Linked DNA regions of Homo sapiens: region 2 is linked to region 1. A link is a loop called in an ENCODE intact Hi-C map of the cell type or tissue named here. Cell type or tissue: lower leg skin. All regions are shown on one strand.

Region 1 (8,000 bases):
GGTGATGTTGATGTTTTTCTCTTTTCCAGTCAGGTCCAAGGTCATATCTACGGTGGACCACTCTTACAGGCTTAGCCTGAAAACTCTATGATTACCCTATAGACCCACCGCAAACACCAAGGTCTGTAAGGTAAAAGAAAAGAGTGGGCTCCCTGGACCTTGACTGCTTTTTAGCCTCTAAAAACAAAATACATTAGCATGAGAAGGAAAATGTATATGCTAAACAAAACACTCCTCCATGTAACCATGTGGTAAGTGGCACAAAAGAAGATGCACATAATGTATCAATGAAACTCTTTTTTGTGTGTGTGTGTGATGGAGTCTCACTCTGTCGCCCAGCCTGGAGTGCAGTGGCGTGATCTCGGCTCACTGTAAACTCCACCTCCCAGGTTCACGCCATTCTCCTGCCTCAGCCTCCTGAGTAGCTGGGACTACAGGCACCTGCCACCACGCCCGGCTAATTTTTTGTACCATTAGTAGAGACGGGGTTTCACCGTGTTAGCCAGGATGGTCTCAATCTCCTGACCTCGTGATCCGCCCCCTCGGCCTCCCAAAGTGCTAGGACCACAGGCGTGAGCCACCGCGCCCGGCCCAATGAAACTCTTAAACACATGGGAAATCACATTGTTTTCTTGTATAAGTAATACTGGATGTTCTCATTGTTTTCCCTACCTTTTATCTACTGCCTTTGTGAATATAATTCTTTGGGATCATAGTAGAAATCACATACTTACTTTATTATATTATCTGAGCACTCTGTAGATCAAGTATAATAATTGATCTCTCTGTGTTTTCTGAAAGTAAAGATAGTATCTGCCAACATACAAAACAACTGATAAGATTATGCAAACATAGCTTTGGGTTTATTCTACACAGAACTTAACTTTTCTTTTGCCCTTTGTCAAAAGTACAATAAAATGTGAAAGTTATAACAAAGTTCTCAACCAGCTCAGTTCAGTTCAGTAATTCTCAACAGGACAGTCAGCTATAGGCCACAAATTTCTGTGCCTGTATCCCTTAGAAAGAAAAGGAAGAACACATTCCAAAAGAATATTCCAGTGTATGTATGGAACAGGAATTAAAAGAAATTAAAGAGTGTGCAAGCAGAAACTCAGTTGTATGTAAGAAAACCCAATTCCCCCTAAGAAAGAGAAAGAGCTGAAGTCCTTTAAAATTAACTGCCTGTTTTTCTGTGGCTAGTGAGCCTTATCTCTCCCACTTTCCCAGGCATTGTGAAGACCCTGTCTCCTTAGCTGTGCAGCTGCAAGGTCACTAGACAGAAAAACTCAAGTTGCAAAACATGTTTTTCCTTGAAAAGTAAAAAATGATATAATGCATGTCTCAATTGCCTTTGTTTCTCACTTCTGTAGTATACTTTCCTCTGCACAGATCTCCCCCGACCCACGAAATGCTTAAAAGGTAACTTAACTCTGTTCAGGGCTCAGTCCTTTGGATGTTAATCCGACTGGACCAGTGCACCTAAATAATTAATAAATATCCTCCTGAGCCCCATTGGTCTCTCTGATTCCTTAAAAATCTCGTAACATTTCTGGGAACTCGCCTGGGATTGGAGACAACAGATTTACTGTCTCATTTGCCTGGGGGACTAGAGCCCCAGGGCTGGGGAGACCCAGCATCCAAGGCACGCCACAGGGGAGCTTCACCCAGACAGAGACTGGCTCTCCCCACATCCCAGCAGACTGCCCGGCAATGCAACAGAACCAGGAACAGGGCTGCAGGACGATGCCAGCACTTCAGGAACTGTAGTAAGGAGCAAGTGCCTAAGGCAGGGAAGCCTGTCCCATAAGGATGATCACCTCCCAGGGAATGACCACTAATCCAACCCAGAGCAGCTGGGGGTGGCAGGAGAGGCTTGCTAATTTGGATGAACCTCGTGTCCCCATTAACAAAGTGAAAGTGGTTTACTGGATCTGGAGACAGGAACTGGGAGTGTGTGGGTGTGTGTGAACCCACCCAGGACATGAGAGAGGCTCGTTTCGTCTGATGAGGAGTCCTGGGCAGGGGAGGTGTGTGAAAGTGTATGAAAGAGATGGTCTTGGGAGAGGCCAATGCGGGGAGTAACGTGAGGAGGCACAGATCCCTTAGGGCAGGCTGTGTACTCCAAGGTGAGCGTGGAAGAAATCAGACCTAGGATGCCGCATACGGCCAATGGGACCAGTTTCACAGCCACAGCAGGCTGTGACAGGGGAAGGCACATTCCTGGCTAAGCAGTGTCTGAAACTCCCATAAAAGGACCTGGTCTGGTGGATCTGAGAGTGAAAGTGAGAGGGAAAGTGCACTGCAAGGGAGGAAATGGGAGGAAAAGTGTCGAAGCCAACTCCTTTGGAGTGCGTGATAAAGAATTTTAAAAAAGGATTTAGAGGTGATTATGGGATGAAACTGGATGCTCAAAAGTTAAGGACATACTGTGAAATAGATTGGCCTGCTTTCAATGTGGGGTGGCCCTCTGAAGGTACAATAGACAGAAAATTAATTGGCCGTGTGTTTAACGTGGTCACCGGAGTTGGAAGACAACCAGGATACCCAGACCAGTTTCCCTATATAGACTCTTGGCTCAGTGTAGCACAAACTCACCCCAAGTGTCTACAGCCCTGTCTAAAGAGATATTATAAGGCATTAGTGGCTCAGGCAGCCCAACCAAAGGAAGAAAGAAAAACCAGATATAGGAACAGAGATGGCTCAATTTATAGCTGCTGCACTAGCAGAAAGTAACCCTGAATTTGCTAGAGGGCGTGGCCAAGGCAGAGGTCGAGGAAGGGGGCAGACAAGACCAGGAGAGGAAAGCCAATCTTGGTTGGACAGGAACCAATGTGCAAAGTGCAGGAAAATGGGCCACTGGAAAGATGAGTGACCCAAAAAGGAAAAGGATGGAAATGATGGTCAATGGTCTAACACCCAAGTGCGTTATTCGGTTGCTAGTCATGGTGCATCAAGGGCAGATCCTGATCTGATTGGCTTAGCAGGGGCCAAGAATTTTGAGGACTGAGACAGACCAGGCTCCATCTTTTTAGGCCCCGGGGAGCCTATGGTCTCTATGGAAATAGGGGGTCAATTAATGGATTTTTTTGGTCGATACTGGTACTGATTTCTCTGTGGTAACTCACCCAATTAGCCTCCCCACAAAGAACTGTGCTACTATTGTAGGGGCTACTGGGGCCAAAAAAAAGAGACCTTTTTGCAAATCCAGGAGATGTGTTATTGGGGGACAAGAAGTGCAGCATGAGTTTCCGTATATGCCAAATTGTCCAGTGCCCTTGCTGGGGAGAGACTTACTCCAGAAACTGCAGGCAGAAATTTTCTTTACGCCTAAAGGGAATATGACACTGGAGTTTGGAAAGTCCAAGGCAATGGTATGAACTCCAACTGTCCCAAGGGCTGAGGAATGGTGGCTGTGTGAACCGTGTGCCAGAAGGTCACCAGAACCGACCTACACAATATATGGGGGATGCTTTTCAAGGTACCAGGTGTATGGGCCGAGGATAATACCCTGGACTTGCTGCAAACAGACCCCCAGTGGTAGCAGAGCTTAACCCTCATGCTGCCCCGGTATGAGTCCGTCAATACCCAGTACCCAGGGAGGCAATTGATGGAATAACAAAAGCATCTGAATCGGCTTTATACACATGGGATTATAGTAAAATGCAAGTCCTCATGGAATACTCCTCTGTTACCCATGCACAAATCAAATGGGGAATACAGGCCAGTGCAGGATCTCCGGGTGGTAAACAAGGCCACTGTCGCTATCCATGCAACAGTACCCAACCCATACACAATGTTGGGACAGATTCCTGCTGATGCCACTTGGTTCACATGTCTGGACTTAAAGGATGCCTTCTTTTGTTTGAAGCTTGCTCCCCAAAGTCAGAGGGGGCAATCGCAATATACCTGGACAAGGCTGCCGTAAGGGTTTAAGAATGCTACCATTTTTGAGGAGGCCTTGGCTACAGATCTTGAGGCTTTTGCGCCACCTAGTGACAATTATGTGCTATTACAACACATTGATGATTTCCTATTTGCCGCCCCCACGAGGGAGGAATGACTCCAAGGAACAGAGAGGCTTCTTCACGTGCTGTGTGAAGCTGGTTATAAAGTGTCCAAGGACAAGGCAAAAGTCTGTTTTCAGGAGGTTGGATATCTAGGATTCATGGTATCCCAAGGCCAGCGCAGGCTTAAGTGCACGCAAGGAGGCTGTATGTGCACTGCCCACCCCAGTTACAAGGCCAGGGAATTTCTAGGCGTGGCAGGATTCTGCCGAATCTGTATTCCAAACTTCTCCCTTACAGCAAGGCCCTTGTATGAGGCTATAAAAGGAAAGGAAAGAGAGCCCCTCCTATGGCAAAAGAAACAGGAAAAGGCCTTCAAGGATATAAAGGAAGCTCTCATCCAGGCCCCGGCACTAGGGTTGCCAAATGTAAAAAAGCCCTTTTTTTGTATGTGGATGAATGTCAAGGAATGGCAGTTGGAGTCTTAACTCAGTTCTTGGGCTCTTGGCATCGGCCGGTAGCATACTTATCCAAAAGACTGGACTTGGTGGCTTTAGGTTGGCCCCACTGCCTCAGGGCATTGGCAGCTACCGCAATCCTTATAGAAGATGCCAACAAGCTAGCCCTAGGTCAGAAGTTAATAGTTCAGTGCCACACGCCGTAGTCACCTTAATGGAGCAAAGAGGATATGGTTGGCTGTCCAACTCTAGAATGCTAAAGTATCAAGGGCTTCTATGTGAAAATCCCCAGATAACACTAGAGAATGTAAATACCTTGAACCCAGCTACCCTGCTGCCTGTGGAGGAACCCGATTGGAAGGATGCTGGGTTGCCTCACTCCTGGCAGGACCTTCCCCACTGTTGCATAAATATGGTGGACAAAGTGTTCTCGAGCCAGGAAGACCTCAGAGATTCCCCCTTGGAGAGCCCAGATGTTATATACTTCACTGATGGTAGCAGTTTCATAACAGATGGGGTGAGATATGCAGGATATGCAGTAGTGACCCAACACTCAGTGGTTGAGGCTCAAGCCTTACCTTCTGGGACTTCCGCTAAGAAGGCTGAATTAATAGCATTAACCAGAGCACTGTTATTGGCCAAGGGGAAGAAAGTAAACATATGTACTGACTCAAAATATGCTTTTGCAACCCTGCGTGCCCATGGGGGAATACACAAAGAGAGAGGACTTTTGACTACTGAAGGAAAAGAAATAAAAAATAAGGAGGAAATTTTGCAATTATTGGAAGCCGTATGGGCTCCGGAGAAGGTGGCTGTCATTCATTGCAAAGGACACCAAATCAGGAAAAGCTATGAGGTGCAGGGCAACAGAAAGGCAGACCAAGAGGCTCGGCAGGCAGCAATGAGCAAGGCTTCACCTGAAGAAAGAACTCTAGCAATGCCTCTCCTTATAGAGCCCCCTTTGCTGGAGGTACCCCCTTACTCTTCGAGTGAAAAAGCTTGTTTTGTTCTGGAAACAGGGAAATATATTAAAGGTGGATGGTGGCTGTTCTCTGATGGGAGACTAGACGTCCCAGAGACAATAGCCTCAAGGTTTGTGAAGCAGATCCATCAAAGAACACACACTGGAAACTAGAGACTTTGATAGGTCAACACTTCTATGTGCCACGGCTCTCTGCCATCACCCATGCTGTTTGCGAATAATGTCTATCCTGTGTCTGGAATAAGCCAAAACAAGGACCTATTCGACCCCCAGGAATTCAGGAAATGGGAGCTGTGCCTTGTGAGAACCTGCTTGTAGACTTTACCGAGTTGCCTTGAGCAGGAGGTTACCGGTATATGCTAGTGTTTCTTTGCACCTTCTCAGGGTGGGTTGAGGCCTTCCCCACCAGGACTGAAAAGGCACGAGAGGTGACAAAGGTGCTACTAAAAGACATCATACCAAGGTTTGGATTGCCTTTAACCCTAGGATCAGACAATGGTCCTGCATTTGTGGCAGAAGTAGTACTACAGCTGACTCAGCTTTTAAAGATCAAATGGAAACTGCACACAGCCTACTGACCACAGAGTTCAGGGAAGGCGGAATGGATGAACCAGACACTCAAACAGCTACTAAAAATGTTTTGCCAGGAAACTCACTTACGATGGGATCAGGTCTTGCCCATGGTCCTCCTCCAGGTCAGGTGTACACTTACAGAACAAATTGGGTATTCACCCTATGAAATATTATTTGGAAGGCCACCCCCAATCATTAATCAAATTAGAGGGTAGTTAAAGGAGTTAGGAGAGCTAACCCTTAGAAGACAGATGCAGGCTTTAGGAGTGGCAATGCAGGAGGTGCAAGGCTGGGTAAGTGAAAGGATACCTTTAAGTCTAACAGACCCAGTGCATCCACATAAACCGGGGATTCTGTCTGGGTTAAAATGTGGAATCCAGGCTGGGCCTGGTGGCTCACACCTGTAATCCCAGCACTCTGGGAGGCCGGCGGGGGGGAGATCACGAGATCAGGAGAATGAGACCATCCTGGCTAACACGGTGAAACCCCGTCTCTACTAAAAATACGAAAACAAAAAATTAGCCAGGCATGGTGGTGGGTACCTGTAGTCCCAGCTACTTGGGAGGCTGAGGCAGGAGAATGGCATGAACCCGGGAGGCACAGCTTGCAGTGAGCCGAGATTGCGCCACTGCACTCCAGCCTGGGCAACAGAGCGAGACTCCATCTCAAAAAAAAAAAAAAAAAGGTGGAATCCAACAACCCTGGGGCCCTTATAGGATGGGCTCCATATTGTGATCATGTCTACTCCCACTGCTGTTAAAGTTGCAGGTGTCACACCTTGGATTCACCATAGCTGGCTAAAACCAGCGGCAGCAGTGACTCCCCATGACGACCAGTGGACTAGCCAACAAGACCCAGATTGCCCCACCAGAACAGTCCTATGGCAAAACCCAACTACCGGTAAGAAGGACAACTGCCCTGCTCTGACCACACCGGAGGCTGGTCAGTCTACGCACAGGTGAAGCTTGAGAATCCTGCAAGCTCTGCTCTAGTCACAGCCCGGAAGCTGACTAGTCTATGCACAGCCGAAGCTAAAAGGACCATCTCCGGATAAGCAAATGTGGATACAATTTATAAGCCTAGCTATAATTCTGTCAATACTGGTTATTATGTTATGTTATTACTGCAAATGCTGCAAATGTCTATGCCCAGAGGAAGGTTTGCCATGCCCATGTGTAGTGTAAGCATGTTTCTATTATATACACTAATGTTCTTACCATTTCTGCCTATACTAAAAAAGGAGAAATCTCTAGAAAGATGCCCATACTGTGTACACACTACCTGGGTAAGAAACACCATAGTTAAAACTCTACTGTACCATACCTACTATGAATGTACAGGAACCAAGTTAGGAATCTGCACATACAACCAGACCACCTATTCATTCTGTGACCCAGGAAATAATCAGCTACATGTAGGTTATGACCCTAAACTCTTACCTTATGAATTCTGGTTTGAGGTACATATTAAATCAGAGGGAGAAAAAGAAGGAGAGCTTATAGCTCGAACCAAAGAAGCCCCTCCCTCCTATAAAAGGCGTAGTTCCTTGTACTTTGATGCCTGCCATGCCGCATATGTTCATAATCTTAAAAAAAACAGAAGCAGCCTGCAATGGTTTAACACAAGAGAGGCTGAGCAGGAACAGCCCTAAACATCTGTATGGAGAACCACAAATCGGATGCCCGGACCGTAACATTCAGTGGTCTATGCTAACACAGCTCCAACACTTATATTCAGGATGGACTGCTCTGCTAAGTAGTATGTCAGTCAAACTAAATTGTAAGACAAGGACATGCAATTCTTTAAATTTTACTATCTTAAAGCCAGAGCTACCTTTTTGGTCTACAGGGCAGGCAGCACTATTATGAGTTGATAGACAAGAAGCAGGCCTTGGAGTTCCACTACTGATTGTCAAAAAGACTAGAAGGACTCAAATGTGTCCAATCCCCCAATTCTGGGTCCATAAGTCATTCTATAAGCATT
Region 2 (8,000 bases), 140 kb before region 1:
AAACATATGTTTTTGTTTTGTTTTCAGCTGCAAGGAATTTTAGCCAATTCAGAGGCCTTTTTCCCCATGATTTGGAATTCTCATTCAGATTTGACCAAATTGGGTAGAGTTGGTCAAATCCGATGGGAGAACGACTGAAACAATAACAAAAAACCCCAACAATATGATCGCTGAGTGTTCTAATGGTAAGGAGAAATTAAGACCAGCTGGTTGTCAATTTTAACCTTTAGTTATTAAGGAGAATTTCCAAGACACACAAAAAAAAACCCAATTCAGTTATTTACCTAGAAATGGGTCTCAGACTGAAGACTGCTCTCTACCATCCTAGAAGCGGGAAGAAACTCAAACTTGCCTTCCTTGTTGGAAGCAAGCTCAAACTCCAGAAAGGAGTTACCTGCCTTCCATCGTCATGGAAGCAGGAAAACTTGCCTGCCTTGTTGGAAGCAAGTAAAACTCCAGAAAAGGAGTTGTACAGCAAAATATACTTTAGATCTCAACCAAATTTTGGGAGATCAGGGATTCTCTGAAGGGAGGGGAGCTCCCAGGCCTCAGGAAATTGTCCTGTTGGTTTGAGCTATAAAGATACCTGAAGCTGGTACCAAGCACCAACAGGAGATTTGCCAAAGGTCAGGGCCACCTCCACTGAGTCCCTCTGTGGTCACCAATTTGTAAACCAAAAAGTATCTGAGATGAGTCTCAATCAATTTAGAAAATTTATTTTGCCAAGTGTCAGGTCCAGGGTCAGGTTCCAGCCTATGCTGAGGTCAGAAGGGAGTGGGTGGATGGGTGGCAGATAGCTGAAAGAACACTCAGGGCAGGGGAGGGGGTGGGTTGTAGGCAGGTGAAAGATGGTTTTATTCAGCAGCTCTCTTACACTGTCTGTCTCTGTCTTGGCTAACTGCTGTACCTGCTCCCACGCGCAGCCACACGGCCAGCTCTCCCTTCAGGGTCAGCAGCTTAACTCTTTCCCTCTGGGTGCAAGCAAGCCAAACTGTGTCCTGGCTTCCCGCTGTCCATCTGCAAGACAGACAGCTCTGGCTCTCTCTTTCTCTGGGCACACCTGTACAGCATTAACAGGGTAGTTGTACCTTTTACAGACAATAGTGGCTCTGAGCTGAGTGATGAGCCTTCCCATGTTATGGCTACATGTCTGTGATTATATAACACGTGGATTTATGTGCCTGTACACCAAACTTGTTGAGTCATGCAGGATGTTTACCTCAGCCTATGTCTGCCTGGCTTCAGTGCAGCCATGTTCCTTCCACCAAGGTTAAGGATGCGCCTGTGACACAGCCTCGGTATGTCCTGACAACATGTGGTCAAAGTGGTTGGGATACAGCTTGGTTTTATACGTTTTAGGGAGATATGAGACATCGATTAATATATGTAAGATATACATTGGTTTGGTCCAGAAAGGTGGGACAACTCGAAGCAGGGAGGGGGCATCCAGGTCATAGGTAAATAAGAGACAAATGGTTGCATTCTTTTGAGTTTCTGATTAGCCTTTCACTGAATACACAATTTACGGGAATAGTCACTTATGCCTTAGTCTGGCTTAGTGAAACAATAGGGCAAAGGAAGCAATCAGATATGCATTTGTTGCACAGCAGCAGAGGGATGACTTTGAGTTCTGTCTGTCCTTTGTCCATGAGGATTTTCCTTATGGGCAAATTGTGACAGGGGTATGTAGCTTTTAAACAAATCTTTGTAACTATCTTATTTAGGAATAGAATGAGAGGCAGGTTTGTCCGATACAGTTTCCAGCTTGATTTTTCCCTTTGGCTTAGTGATTTGGGGGTTCCGAGATTTATTTTCCTTTCAAAGTTTCTACCCGCTTTTAATACTCTTTCATTTTCGTCCAAGTCTTGGATGCAAACCTAGCTAATGAATTGCACTGTGTCCTTTCTGTTAATGCTATGCTTGGTAACAGAATAAAGAAATATTAGTGTCCTGACAACTGACTATCAGCTGTCAGCTGTTCTGTCCCTCTTTACTACAAATAGTGTCACCCTGGTCATGGGGGAAGCTGAGCATCATAAAAACTGAACCTTTTTAAAGTCATATTGAGGGAAATAGTCCTATGATATTATAAGAAATATATTAGGTCTTTGTCCCTGGTTCCCGTCACAGAGCTCCTAAAACCCTTGAAATTTCCTGAGAAATAGTATTATCTTCTTATTTATAATGTGTCCCTTTGGATTACATCTGAGTTTATGCTAATGATATAACTCAGAGTGTGACTCCCAGGTAGCCCAGGATAGGGCCAGTCACCTGAAAAAACAGGTAATAGAGGATTAGAGGATTGGCAAGTTGGAACTTTCAGCCTCACCCACCAACATCCAGGAAAGGCGGGAAAACAGGGCTAAGGGATGAGTTCTATAAAAACTCTTTTTAATAAATTTTTTTTCTAGGCATAGTGGCTCATGCCTGTAATTCCAGCACTTTGGGAGGCTAAGGTAGAAGTATTGCTTGAGGGCAGGATTTCAAGTTCAGCCTGGTCAACCTAGCAAGACCCCATCTCTACAAAAAAAATTTTTTTTAATTATCCATGCATGATGGTGCATACCCGTAGTCCTAGCTACTCAGGAGGCTGAGGTGGGAGGATTGCTTGACCCCAGGAGTTCACAGCTGCAGTGAACTATGATCAGGTCACTGCACTGAAGCCTGGGTCACAGAGTGATACCCTGTCTCTAAAAATATTAATAATAAAACATAAAAATGAAGTATTTTTCATTGACATGATTTTGTACACATTTATGGGGTATAATGTGGTGTGTGTGTGTGTGTGTGTGTGTGTGTGTGTGTGTGTGTGTGTGTTTGGGAGATAGGGTCTCCACTCTGTTGCCCTCACTGGAGTATAGTCGCTTGATTATAACTCACAGCAGCCTTGGACTCCTGAGCTCAAGGGATTCTCCTGCCCCAGCCTTCTAAGTAGTTAGGACTACAGGTACACACCACCATGCCCAACTAATTTTTAAAATTTTTTTGTAGAGATGGGGTATCACTATGATGCCTAGGCTTGTCTCAAACTCCTGGCCTCAAGCGATCCTCCTGCCTTGGTCTCACAAAGTGTCAGGACTACAGGTATGAGCCACTGCACGCAGCCTAATGTGATTTTGTTTTGATACATGTATACATTGTGTAATGATCAAATGATCAGAGTAATTAGCATATCCAACACCTCAAACATGTATTATTTCTTTGTGATAGGAACATATAAATCCTCTCTTCTAGCTATTTTGAGATCTACAACACCTTGTTGTTTACTATAGTCACCCTACTGTGCCATAGAACACCAGAACTATAAAAACTCTTGAACAATGAGATTTGATGAGCTTCCAGATTGCTGAACACACAGAGGTGCCTGGAAGGTTATACACCTAGAGAGAGTATAGAAGCTCTGCACCCTCCTCCTGATAGCTTGCCCTATGCATCTTTTCCATTTTGCTGTTATTCTGTATCCTTTATAATAAACTAGTAAATGTAAGTAAGTGTTTCTGAGTCTTGTGAGCCACTCTAACAAATTAATTGAACCTGAGGAGGGGGTTGTAGGACCCTGCAATTTATACCCAGGGAGTCAGAAGTATAAGTGACAATCTAGTGCTTGTGACTGGCATCTGAAATGGGGGCCACAATCTCATGGGACTGAGCCGTTAACCCATAGGATCTGACACTATCTCCAGGTAGATAGTGTCAGAATTGAATTAAATCATAAGACACCCAGTTGGTGTTCACTGGAGAATCTGATGTCAAAAGTGTTTTGTGCTGAGTATTGTATTAACTGTGAGAAAGTAGAGGGAAAAAACCGTTTCTTTTTTTTTTTTTCTTGACACAGGATCTTGCTCTGTCGTCCAGGCTGCAGTGCAGTGGTACAGTCATGGCTCACTGCAGCCTTGATCTCCTACCTCAGCCTCCAGGGTAGCTGGAACTACAGGTGCACACCACCACACACAGCTAATTTTTAATTTTTTTTAGAGACAGGGTGTCACTATGCTGCCCAAACGTCTTGAACTCCTGGACTCAAGAGAGCCTCTTGCCTCAGCCTCCCAAAGTGCTGGGATTAGAGACATAAACCACCACAGCCAGCCATTTTTTTTTTTGAGACAGCTGGTTGGCTAGTTACCTAGCTGGCTATCTATCTCTACCTAATCTATTTATTACTCACTTATCTATCTATCATTCTATCAATTTGTCTATGTATTTACTTACCTATCTGTCTATTTATTTATTTAGAGATGGGAGTCACTATGTTGCTCAGGCTGGTGTCAAACTCCTGGTCTCAAGCAATTCTTTCACCTCAGCCTCCTAAGTGTCTGGGATCACAGGCTCCAGTCACTATGCCTGGCTACGTTGGATTTTTAGACAGAAGGTTTGCTTCAAGTATGATTAAGGAGTAATTCATTCTCTGTAACCTCTTGAGAGTTAAAAAGATTTTATGGCAATGGAGGCCTGATAATGGGGCCAAAGGTATTTGTGGCTTGTCTTACTGGGACACAAGAGTTGCTGAAGCCCTGGATACTGACTTGATATTTTAGCCTTTACTGCTAAGGAAAGGTGCTAAGGAAAGGTTAGCCTAACTAGGTTCAGATTCATTAGAACTCAAGATTTCTGCCCAGCCAGTAGTTTGGAGAAGAGGTATACCATTGTCAATCCTGCATACTCCAATCCAACCCCACCCTCCCAACCTTCTTGGGTTCAGGACACTGTCAGCTAACCCTGTTCTAGCTTACAGGTTCAGGATTCTGGACAGAGGCTGATGTTGCCAAGTGGTGGTGCACCCGAGGCCCTGCTAGCCCCAGTCCAAAACTAGGAGATCTCATTCCCATTGGAACAGGAATTAAAAGAAATTAAAGAGTATGTAAGCAGAAATTCAGTTGTACGTAAGAAAACCCAATTCCCTCTGAGAAAGAGAAAGAGCTAGAGTCCTTTAAAAACTAACTGCCTATTTTTCTGTGGCTAGTGAGCCTTATCTCTCCTCCCTTCCCAGGCATTGTGAAGACTCTGATTCCCTAGCTGTGCAGCTGCAAGGTCACTAGACAGATAAACTCAATTCACAAAACATGTTTTTCCTTAAAAAGTAAGAAATGAAGTAATGCATGTCTCAATTGAATAACTGCCTTTGTTTCTCGCTTCCCCCTGCACAGATCTCCCCCGACCCCATGAAATGCTTAAAAGGTAACTTAACTCTTTGTTCGGGGCTCAGTCCTTTGGATGTTAATCCAACTGGGCTGGTGCACCTAAATAATTAATAAATATCCCCCTGAACCCCATCAGTCTCTCTGATTCCTTAAAATTCCTGCTATACCATCACCAATTTCTAAGGCAGGAAAGTAGAACTGATGGCAGCGGCTGCTGCAATCATGCTGGCTGCAGCAGGGAGGCATGGCTGGGGCTGCACATTCCATGGAGCTGGTGGGAGCCCCACCCCTTCCAGGTTGGGGAGGGAGCTTCCCGGGTGCCACTGCAGTCGCCTAAACTGCAGCTATAGACCTGGGCCTCCAGCTCCATGGATCAGGCAGGAGCCCCGACCCTACTGGGCTGCAGATCTGAGCCTCCCTGTGCTCTTCGAGGGAGCCAGGAGCAGGCAGGATCCCTGTCCTCCTGAGTGCAACTATAACTGCCCAATCCGTGGCTGCAGACCCAGGCCTCTGGCTCCACAGAGCGGGCAGGAGCCAGGGACAAGTGGGAGCCCCACCCCTTCCAAGTTGGTGGGGCAGGAGCTCCTCAGGTGCATCTGTAGCTACCCTCCCAGGTGCAGGACACGGGCATCTCTGCAGCCTGCATCCTTGGGGGCCAGGAAGCCCCACCACCACAGGCTCAGGTGTGTCTGCTCCCACTGCCTGTTCTCTTTTCCCTCAGGCACCTGCTCTGATCTCATCTCAGAGAGGAGTTGGGGCCGAGCCGGAGGTGCTGTCACAGCCCGGAGGATGTGTGTAGGCTCAGGGCAGTGCTGACATGCCAGTGCCCTGCTGCCTTGGCCCCCTCCAGAATTTGAGTGCCCACGAACATGAGAGAGGAAGCTAAGGGGGGCTGAGGGCAGCTCAGCACTGGCCTGCAAGTGCCCCTCGGTGCAAGCAGCCTGGGCGCCATGGACTGCTGTGGGAGGCAGACAGGCTCCTGGGTGGAAGAGGGCAGGTCCTCAGTAAGACCCCACCTTCAGGCCAGGCGGCCAGTCCTGACGACTGGAGTGAGGACCTGTGGTGCCTTTTCTGGGCCCACCCATGGCTGCCCATGGAACAATCAGCACACACTTCCTCCCCTCTGAGGTCCCTAGAAGTTCTGGGCTCAGCCAGAGCAGGGCAGAGGATGGAGAGATGGGATTACCTGCTTACAGAGAGGAGCTACTCACTGTGGTTCTCCTCTGAGCTGTTCTAACACTTAATAAAGCTCCTCTTCCTCCTTGTCCACCCTTCACTTGTTCGCATACCTCATTCTTCCTGGATGCAGGACAAGAACTCAGGCGCCTCTTTGTCTTGTTCACTCTTCACTTGTCGCATACCTCATTCTTCCTGGACACAGGACAAGAACTAGGGCAAAGATGTCACCAGCCACAGAGGTTTCTGGCCAGAAAATTGACACTCCAAAGATCCCATAACAGAACTAGTCATTTTAATGCAAGGTCAACATCAATGTGGGTGTGGGGGGTCACAGAAAAGGCTTTTTCTTAAATGCCTGGCAGCTACTAAAAAACAGAACAAAACAACCATGTCAGGTGGGCTTTACGTCTACTCAGCATCCTAGTTAATGGAGTTAACATTGTATTTAATCCTTTTGGAAGTTCCCAATCTGCAAATTGTGACACTACAGGCCTTTTCTCCCTGTCTGACTCCTCACTTTCACTCTCCTATTTTAGGATTTAGGATCCTTTCTCTGCATGAATATAGTCTAAAGAAGGCTAGTGTAATAGAGCTCATTTTGGGCATGTTCAAATCTATTATCAAATCTCCCTAAATAGCCGATCCCCAAAGTAGGCTGTTTTATGGGCCAATATTAGTTCCCTATTCCCAGTACTGATTACATAAAACAGTTCTATTATATTTGCAAATAAGAGAAAGGGAGAAAACATCTACCAAGAGTTTCTTGGGGGAAGGTCATGCCTTAGAATTTGGAAATAGATGAGAACATTTTCTTTCTCTTTTTTCTTGTGGCTCCTTTTCCTTTTCAGAATTCTATTAAGAGACCACTATGAAAACCAGAAAAGCAGCTCATCAAACCTTGTCTTTCGTTTCCTCTGAGCTTTCCATGCCTCCTGAGATAGTGGAGGTTTCTTTCATCCTCCCAACCTGACTGTGGGAGTCAGCCAAGACTGACTGTGAGCCCTACCTATGGTGTTAGGATGACAGCACTCAGGGGCTGCTTGTTTTGGACAACCCACCATCAGATCTGCACATGTTTCCATTACTGCATGCACACACACACTCTCTCTCTCTCTCTCTGCAGCAAAACTAACAATAAACTCATCTTGATGTTTTTTCCCTGGCAATAGTTCTTTGACACAACTTTAGGTTTTCCACGGTCTCAGGTAGTCACCTTTTGATCTCATGACCTACAAATAAGTCTTCACTACTGGAGAAAATGGAAGAGTATTTCAAATTAACAGAGGTTTGAATCAACCCTGAATTGACAGCCACCCTACCACCACTAAACAAATTCTGCAAAACCCACCTCTTCATAATTGTACCACCAAAAGGGAAGAAAACAATTCCTTTGATATTAGAAATTCCTCAAGAGAGTGTTCATTTGTGCATTTGATAGTTTCATAATGTTGAGTTTGTGTGGCAGCTGCAAGGCATACTTTGTGTATAATTCTCTAATATTTGCATCGTCTTTCTGTCTGGAATTTTATTTGTTTTTGTGGTTTTTTGCCATATATATATATTACTTTAAGTTCTGGGATACATGTGCATGGAATTTTATTTGTAACTGTTCTTTGTTTTTTTTAGACAAATCTAAAGATGCCACTCCCTATGTTGCTTTACCAAAGGCTTAAGAACAACAGC

What was found. Hi-C counts contacts between places; a loop is a spot of excess contacts. Peaks named below come from ENCODE experiments on the same cell type or tissue, not always from the same donor. Only the 100,000 strongest peaks of a DNase experiment are listed, where the experiment ranks them.
Region 2: a loop joins it to region 1, with 9 times the contacts of the local background. A loop is called at or near these places in 8 of 110 quality-filtered maps.

The regions. Positions count from the first base shown.
Region 1 is chrX:120,081,762-120,089,761 of GRCh38, reverse strand. The region is part of intron 1 of RHOXF1-AS1 (RHOXF1 antisense RNA 1); the gene reads right to left. Among named protein-coding and RNA genes, the nearest start is that of RHOXF2B, 8.1 kb to the right of the region's middle. In lower leg skin, no CTCF peak of the experiment used is centred here; no DNase peak of the experiment used is centred here.
Region 2 is chrX:120,221,589-120,229,588 of GRCh38, reverse strand. No RefSeq gene overlaps it. Among named protein-coding and RNA genes, the nearest start is that of ZBTB33, 25 kb to the left of the region's middle. RefSeq lists a silencer at 4,858-5,152. In lower leg skin, no CTCF peak of the experiment used is centred here; no DNase peak of the experiment used is centred here.